Regions from separate parts of the Homo sapiens genome. Here region 1 is linked to region 2. Evidence: read pairs that join two places in POLR2A ChIA-PET (ENCODE). Cell type or tissue: GM12878. All regions are shown on one strand. Each heading gives the region's core, and the rest is flanking DNA. Links, peaks and the distances in the headings are about the cores only.

Region 1 (4,397 bases), core at 86-4,085, 63 kb after region 2:
GACAATATCTTTAAAAACACTCACCTTCCTTACTGGGGAGTATTCACTTTTTAAAAGGAGCTGATGAATGGACTCCCGGGGAAGCTTAAATCATCGTCATATTTGGCCAACGCTGTGTGGCCAAATGTCATAATAGCCTGAGTTATTCAATGGTGACTTTTTTTTTGAGACAGGGTCTCACTCTGTTGCCTAGGCTGGAGTGCAGTGGTGCGATCTCGGCTCACTGCAACCTCTGCCTCCCAGGTTCAAGAGATTCTCCTACCTCAGCCTCCCGAATAGCTGGGATTACAGAGGCATGCCACCATGCCCTGCTAATTTTTGTATTTTTGGTAGAGACAGGGTTTCACCATGTTGGCCAGGCTGGTCTCAAACTCCTGGCCTCAAGTGATTCACCTGTCTCAGCCTCCCAAAGTGTTGAGATTACAGACGTGAGCCACCGGGCCCAGCCTCAAGGTGACTTTTGAAAACATCTTGTTAGTGGCATGTTCTGTCAGACGTTCCCTTGAGATTTCAAAAGAGTAATAATAGTTTTGTATTTTAGTGTAAACTTGGTTTCAGCTGTGTTGCTAACACATTCCTGCTGTTGTGAGCAGTGATGTGGAAACCATGTACCACTGAATTAAAAGTAGCATCTAGGTACTTTACCTCGTACAGCTATGTTCCAGAGATGTTTACTTACTGGAGTTTTTTTAAAAACAAAAATGTTATTTATATTTTTATTGGAAATATCTGTACCAGAACCTTGTCTTGAAAGTATTAAAAACTTCAATGTTAAAACATACATTCTAGAACTGACCATCCTTATTAGTATAAATAACTCTGAAAGGTGCTCAGTTTACAGGCAATGCCTTAATACGGTTAACAATTATGAAGCTTTACCCAACATCTTTCAGAATATTGCAGAGAAAACTATTAAGCACAAATACAATGACCACGAGCGTATTTCAGCAACTGCTTTATCTGAGCAACTCTTTTCACTCCACCAGAATAGACTTGGTTACATTTTCAACAGGTTACTCAATGGCGTATTAAAACTGAATGTAAACACTTTTTCCCCCTCCAGTTGTATTTTAAATAATAACTCTTCTTTATGCTCATTTGTGTGGCTAAATATAAAAACAAGCAAAATACAGAGATCGGCAAATCCACATTTTCATCCAGGTGAAGTGAAATTTAAATTTTATTTATTTTTTGGAAAAATTTAGGTTTTAAAGGAATTTATTAGATACATATTTTGTTTTGTTTTGTTTTGTTTTGAGATGGAGTTTCACTCTCGTTGCCTAGGCTGGAGTGCAATGGTGCAATCTCAGCTCACTGTAACCTCCACCTCCCAGGTTCAAGTGATTCTCCTGCCTCAGACTCCCAAGGAGCTGGGATCACAGGTGTGTGCCACAATGTCCGGCTAGTTTTGTATTTTTTTTTTTTTTTTTTGAGACAGAGCTTCGCTTTTGTTGCCCAGGCTGGAGTGCAATGGTGCGATCTCAGCACACTGCAACCTCCGCCTCCTAAGTTCAAGCGATTCTCCTGCTTCAGTCTCCTGAGTAGCTGGGATTACAGGCATGCACCACCACACCCAGCTAATTTAGTATTTTTAGTAGAGACAGGGTTTCTCCATGTTGGTGAGGCTGGTCTCGAACTCCCGAATTCAGGAGATCCACCCACCTTGGCTTCCCAAAGTGCAGGGATTACAGGTGTGAGCCACTGCACCTGGCCTGTATTTTTAGTAGAGACGGGCTTTCACCATGTTGATCAGGCTGGTCTCGAACTCCTGACCTCAAGTGATGCACCCACCTCAGCCTCTCAAAGTGCTGGGATTACAGGCGTAAGCCACTGCACCAGGCAAATATGTATTTTGGATGTGTATTTTTGGATTAGATCAGTGATACCAGCCAGTATGGTATGGTCTCTCAAGGATATTTGCAGATATGTGGGGGCAATTTTGGTTGTCTTAATACCTAAAAGTGCAACTGGGGCTTAGTTTTCTGGCACCAAGGATGCTGGGTGACTTGCACCTGTCCCACCTTAAATGCCAATAGGGCTTGGACTTTATCAGAAAATGAGACTAATTATGTTTTTGTAAATGCCTGTTTATTTAACATAGCCCAGACCTTAATAAGCTCTTTTTGATAGAATAAAGAGCTTTCATTTTCACATTTAAATTTTGTTCATATAAAATTTTTTCGATAACTCTAAGTAGTTCAATTAGGCAGGAACATCTGAGTTACTTACTTTTGAACTTACTGTGTTTTGTTTGAAAATCATGTAATTTGGGAGGACTCTGGAACTGTTGTGTAAGATTTCACTGCATGAAATACAAGTTGAGCAGTTTTAGTCACACTAAAAATGAAACTGGGTGACAGATCATTCCCACTGTACTTTCTTACCTTCAAAAGATTTTCTGTGAAACTTAGAGGCACTTGCTCTCTTATCATATGCTGTGTTAGAGCGGTGTGGTTGGCCAGTAATTGAGTAACAATGCCAGATTGGCATTTTTCATCAGGAGGTGCAGTCTTGTTTTATTTATCATCATATTTCCTCATTAAGTTTAATTTTCTTTTTCTTTTCTTTCTTTTTTTGAGATGGAGTTTCACTCTTGTTGCCCAGGCTGGTGTGCAATGGCGCGATCTTGGCTCACCGCAACCTCCGCTTCCCGGGTTCAAGCGATTCTTCTGCCTCAGCTTCCTGAGTAGCTGGGATTAAAGACACCCGCCACCACGCCCAGCTAATTTTGTATTTTAAGTAGAGACGGGGTTTCACCATATTGACCAGGCTGGTCTCAAACTCCCGACCTCAGGTGATCTGCCCACCTCGGCCTCCCAAAGTGCTGAGATTACAGGCGTGAGCCACCGTGCCCAGCCAAGTTTAATTTTTACACCAATGATTCATTTCTGCTTTTACAGGTGATTACTTTATCTCACTAGAAAAAAAAAATGTAAAAATCTAAACAAAAAGTGTCCAAAACTTACAATAAGCCTTAATCTCGAATAATTACCATGACATGTGTTACTTGTGTGCTTATTGCTGTACAGCCTTCTTTGGCTTTCTGACAAGAGCAACTGCTGAGCAGAAGCACTTCAGCCTCGTCTGGCATTTGATGAATTTGATTAATGTGTGCTATGGTAAGTCTATTCCCCTGTATAATTTTATGGGAGAGGCCATGTGCAAGTCTGAATTTAAAAAAAAGAAAAGAAAAAGCCTTGTGCAGAATTATTACCTACTCAATACATTATATATATGCCAGAGATGGCTAAAGCAGCTATATGTCAAGGTCTGCAAAAACATGAAGAAGCTGGCATGGAAATTAACACGTTGGTGGTCTGCAATGTGTTCAAAGTTGGTGTTTTTAATGACACTTAAAAATAGTTAAAATATGTAATGGCTGATTTCTGACCAGACTAAACTCTCAGCCTGTCTAATGTTAGGCAGCTTGATCTAATCAATCTCATCCTTTTCTTTTCCTCAGTCCAATCTTGCAATTGCTATGTCAGTTTCAGTTCACAATAATACCAGTGCAGACATGGCTCCTTAAGATTTTCTCCTTTTCCCTCACGCGGGTCCCAATTCTAAATTCCCAAGGGCTGACATGATTGACATTTGCCATAGCCTGAGGAGGGAGCATTTCCTTTTGTGGTCTTTCCTTGGTTTGTTTTATTGGGCAGTGAATGGCAAGTCTGTCTGTGTTTCTTTGCTTCACCCCAAACACCTTGGCAAAAATGAAAGCCTTCTAATTTAGCTGTGTCCTCCTTTACTTATGTCAGGAAGCCTGAGCCATAACCTTTGATTAAAAAAATTTTTTTTTGTTTTTTGTTTTTGAGACAGGGTCTTGCTCTGTCACCCAGGCTGAAATGCAGTGGCACGACTGCAGCTCATTGCAGCCTTGACCTCACTGGAGTGTAGTGGCATGACTGCAGCTCACTGCAGTCCCAAGTAGCTGGCACTTACAGGCAGGTGCCACCATGCCTGGCTAATTTTTAAATTTTTTGTAGAAACAGGGTCTTGCTGGCTGGGCACGGTGGCTCACACCTGTAATCCCAGCACTTTGGGAGGCCAAAGCGGGCGGGTCACGAGGTCAGGAGTTTGAGACCAGCCTGGCCAACATGGTGAAATCCTGTTTCCACTAAAAATACCAAAAAAAAAAAAAAAAAAAAAAAAAAAATTAGCTGGGCGTGGTGGCGTATGCCTGTAATCCCAGCTACTCTGGAGGCTGAGTCAGGATAATTGCTTAAACCCGAGAGGCAGAGGTTGCAGTGAGCCAAGATCATGCCACTGCACTCCAGCCTGGGTGACAGAGCAAGATTACGTCTTGAAAAAAACCCCAAAACAAAAAACAAACGAAAAAACCCAGGATCTTGCTATGTCGCCCAGGCTGGTCTCAAACTCTTGGGCTCAAGCAGTGC
Region 2 (4,397 bases), core at 293-4,292:
TATAAATAACCTTCTCCTAGTCTTCGGTTATCCTTCTCCCTGTTTCTAATGGAGTCTATTGTGTTATGGTGAAAAGGGGGATCATTTCAGGTATTTTTTTTTAAGTACATAATTTATATACATAAAATTCAACATTTTTAAGGTTACTGTAGTTCAGTGATTATTTAGTATATTCACAGTTTTGTAAAATTATTACCACTGTCTGGTTACAGAAAGTACGTATGCTTTTGAAAGAGAAAAAAGGGGCCAGGTGCAGTGGTTCACACCTGTAATCCCAGCACTTTGGGAGGCCAAGGCGGGTGGATCATTTGAGGTCAGGAGTTCGAGACCAGTCTGACCAACATGGTGAAACCCTGTCTTTTCTAAAAATACAAAAATTAGCCAAGTGTGGTGGCATGCACCTGTAATCTCAGGTACTTGGGAGGCTGAGGCAGGAGAATCCCTTGAAGCTGGGAGGCAGAGGTTGCAGTGAACCGAGGTCACGCCACTGCACTCGTCTGGGTGAGAGAGCGAGACCCCACCTTAAAAAACATAAAGAAAAAAAAAGAGTGAAAAAAGGGAGCATTTAAAAAAGTGAACTGTTTAGGGAAGAGCATGTAGTTTCATATATGTAAGCGATTATTGTAGCAATTTGAAAATATTTAAAAACAAATATTTCTGATTAGTGAGCTTTGATTATCTAGAAGTTAAATATTAATGCAATTGGTGAAAAAAGTTGAGATCTCATGTTTGTTTTGTGGTGCGCAAGATGAAGTAAGGGTCAGAAAGAATTATAGCAAAGACTCGATTGATGCATTGCAGAGCCTTGCACATTGCATATGTATATTATTATATTACATATTTTGACTAAATTAATTCTTACAATAATTCTTTGAGTTAATTACTGTTGTTGCCCTCATTTTTTACATAAGGAACTGAGGCAAGAACAGATTAAATTTTTTTTTTTTTTTGAGGCGTAGTTTTGTTCTGTTGCCCAGGCTAGAGTGCAGTGGTATAGTCTCAGCTCACTGCAACCTCTGGCTCCTGGGCTCAGGTGGTCCTCCCACCTCAGCCTCCAAAGTAGCTGGGACCACAGGCACATGCCTGGCTAATTTTTGTATTTTTTTTTTTTTTTTTTGTAGAGACAGGGTTTTGCCATGTTGGCTAGGCTGGTCTCGAGCTCCTGGGCTTAATCGATCCGCTCACCTCGGCCTCCCAAAGTGTTGGAATTACAGGCGTGAGTCATCGCTCCTATCCATATTAAATATTGTTTGTGGTCATGGTCAGTGGCAGATTCTGAATTTCAGAGGCAGAAAGAATCCGGGGTTGTTAATTATGTTACTCTGGTGTATTTGTCGAAACCAAGAAATCAACATTTCTTTTTGGAATTTTTCTTCCTTTAGATCGCCTCCTCATTATTTGTAAGACTGGTGCTTTCTGATTTGTGTTCTGATAGCCCCTTGTTGATCTTCAGAAGGACTTCTGGGAATATGAATAAGATGATCTTAGCACTTACAAAGACAGTCTTAGTATTGCTTCGTCCAAATAAATTTGTTCGGAAAAAGAAAAAACCAGTTCAGTAATTCTGTGTTTCAAATTTTAGAAAAGCTACTTGGCCACCAGCATATTTTTTTTTTGTTATTTGAGATGGACTCTTGCTCTGTCACCCAGAGCAATGGTGCGATCTTGGCTCACCACAACCTCCGCCTCCCAGGTTCAAGCTATTCTCCTGCTTCATCCTCCAAGTAGCTGGGATTACAGGCATCTGCTACCACGCCCGGCTAATTTTAGTATTTTTAGTAGAGGCGTGGTTTCACCAAGTTGGCCAGGCTGGTCTCAAACTCCTGACCTCAGGTGATCCACCTGCCTCGGCCTGCCAGAGTGCTGGGATTACAGGCGTGAGCCACCATGCCTGGCCAACATACATTAATATATAGGGTATTTCAGTGGGAGACCACATTTAAAACAGTCAATGTTTGTATTAGTCCGTTTTTCACACTGCTATAAAGATACTACCTGAGACTTAGTAATTTATAAACAAAAGAGGTTTAATTGACTCACAGTTCTGCATGGCTGGGGAAACCTCAGGAAAACTACAGTCATGGTGGAAGGTGAAGGGGAAGCAGTATCTCTTCTTCACAAGGTGGTGGCAGAGAGAGTGCAGGGGAACCTGCCATTTTTAAAAACCATCAGATCTTGTGAGAACTCCCACACTATGACAAGAACAGCATCGGGGAAACCGCCCCCGCCATGATCCAGTCACTTGGGAGGTTTCTCACCCAGTACATGGGGATTATAATTCAAGATGAGATTTGGATGGGGACACAGAGCCAAACCATATCAGTGTTCAACAACCAGCTTTCCCCTCATCATTGAAATCGGTTTCTTTTTCATCAGAACACCATGTGTAGTGGCTTGAGTTCAGTGATGATATATTTATGAGTGAAAATATAAAACATATTTGAAAACTAAAACCATACTCAGCAACATGAAATGCTCATGTAAAGAGGATGGTACTAGACTATTTGAAGCAACAGCAGATTTGTCTCTGCCTCATATTCTGTGTAGGATGTTGATTAGTTGATGCCTAAAATTATTTTTTCCTTTAGCAGAGAAGAGTTTGTATTTAAGTGAAATATGTGTGATTCTATTATATTTTTCTTTAATGTAAGCACTCTTTAGTTCTAAATTTTACTTCTGTTTTTTTTTAATGATTTTTGATTGATAAATGACCAAAATCAAAGATAAAACAATTTTCTGTTAGAATTCTCATTACTGGTTTCATTTCTAGAGACTGAATCATTGATAATTAAAATAAACTTTTTTTTTTTTTTTTTTTTTTTTTGCATGGGGGAGGTTAGAGATGGAGTCTCCCTTTTTTGCCCAGGCTAGTCTCAAACTCCTGGGCTCAAGTGATTTTCCCACCTTGGCCTCCCAGAATGTTGGAATTGTGCGTGCACTTGGACTAAAATAAACTCTTGATGGTAACATTACTCTCTGAGTTCTAGATGCTACTAGGGCCTATTCTTTGCTGTCTGGAAGGATGCTGGGACAAAATGACTCTTAAGACTTACAACATTTCTCAATTCAGACTAGCCAAGTTTCAAATGCTTAGAAGTTACCTATATCTAATAGATGTACGTATTGAATGGTACAAAACTAACCCATTAGGGTAATTAAACACTCTCAATTCAAGTATCAAGCAATTTTGAGTATCAGGTTTTTTATCGTGACTGAGTGTCACTCTGTTGCCCAGGCTGGAGTGCAGTGGCATGATCTTGGCTCACTGCTCTGCATCCCAGGCTGAAGTGATTCTTGTGCCTCAGCTTCCTGAGTGGCTGGGTTACAGGCTTGTGCCACCATGCCCGGCTAATTTTTTTTTCTTTTTGAGACAGAGTCTCACTTCTGCCCAGGCTGGAGTGCAGTGGCATGATCTCAGCTCACTGCAACCTCCCTGGCTAATTTTTGTATTTTTATTAGAGACAGGGTTTCACTGTGTTGGCCAGGCTGGTCTCAAACTCCTGGCTTCAAGTGATCCACCCACCTCAACCTCCCAAAGTATTGGGATTACAGGCATGAGCCACTGTGCTCGGCTCAGGTTTTAAATTAAAAGTTAAATTGGCCATTATGGAAATGCAGTTGAAAACCACAAGATACCACTTCACACTCACTAGGATGATTTTAATAAAAAAATGGAAATAGTGTTGGCGAGAATGTGGAGCTAGCTGGTGATTATACAACATTGTGAATACACTAAATTCCACTGAATTGTACACTTTCAAATGGTTAATTTTGTGATGTGAATTTCACTTTAATGAATAATATTAATTTAAATGAAATAAAGTTAAAAATTCATTTACTCAGTTACAATAACCATATTTAAAGTGTTGAGTAGCAATATTTGGCTAGTGGTTCGTAGGTTTGCAGTGACCTTGGCAGTGGACCAGGTAGTTCTGTGGCAACGTGGTACTCTACAGAAGAGATGGCAGCTTTAAAAAGCGTTATTATTTCTTGGTACTCAAAATATGTGTGGTAAAATTTTAAATTTTAAATATAGAAATCATTAAATGCTGACTTCTCATGGTCAGAGTCTGTAGGTGAAAATTCTTGATGCAGCCTATTTGAGGACCATGCCATTCTTAGGGTTGTTGTATGAATTAAATACTAATTTCAGAGCAATGAATATGGCTAATTGCCTCTATTCAGGGTTTCCCATAGCCCTGTGCTTTAGTTAGGCCTTACTGTACTCCTTTGAAGTTATACTGCTTTATATGTATGTTTTGCGGAACATATAGAAGCTCTTTTAGTGTAGTATCTATATCTTATTCATCTTTATCCTTCTAGCATATTATGTAATACTGGACATAGATAAGTATTTGAACTAAAGTCTTGAATCATTTCTACCTCTTTTTTAACTT

What was found. ChIA-PET counts read pairs that join two places held together with the same protein. Peaks named below come from ENCODE experiments on the same cell type or tissue, not always from the same donor. Only the 100,000 strongest peaks of a DNase experiment are listed, where the experiment ranks them.
Region 1: POLR2A ChIA-PET joins it to region 2 with 7 read pairs; 3 of 35 experiments call an interaction of 5 or more read pairs at or near these places.

Annotation. Positions count from the first base shown.
Region 1 is chr12:19,550,274-19,554,670 of GRCh38, forward strand. It overlaps LOC101928387 (a long non-coding RNA gene), which reads left to right and starts at 2,771. Exons shown (of 7, transcript XR_007063236.1): 1 at 2,771-3,119. In GM12878, for the core only: no CTCF peak of the experiment used is centred there; DNase peaks (open chromatin) are centred at 548 and 2,348.
Region 2 is chr12:19,487,192-19,491,588 of GRCh38, forward strand. The region is part of intron 3 of AEBP2 (AE binding protein 2); the gene reads left to right. Among named protein-coding and RNA genes, the nearest start is that of AEBP2, 50 kb to the left of the region's middle. In GM12878, for the core only: no CTCF peak of the experiment used is centred there; no DNase peak of the experiment used is centred there.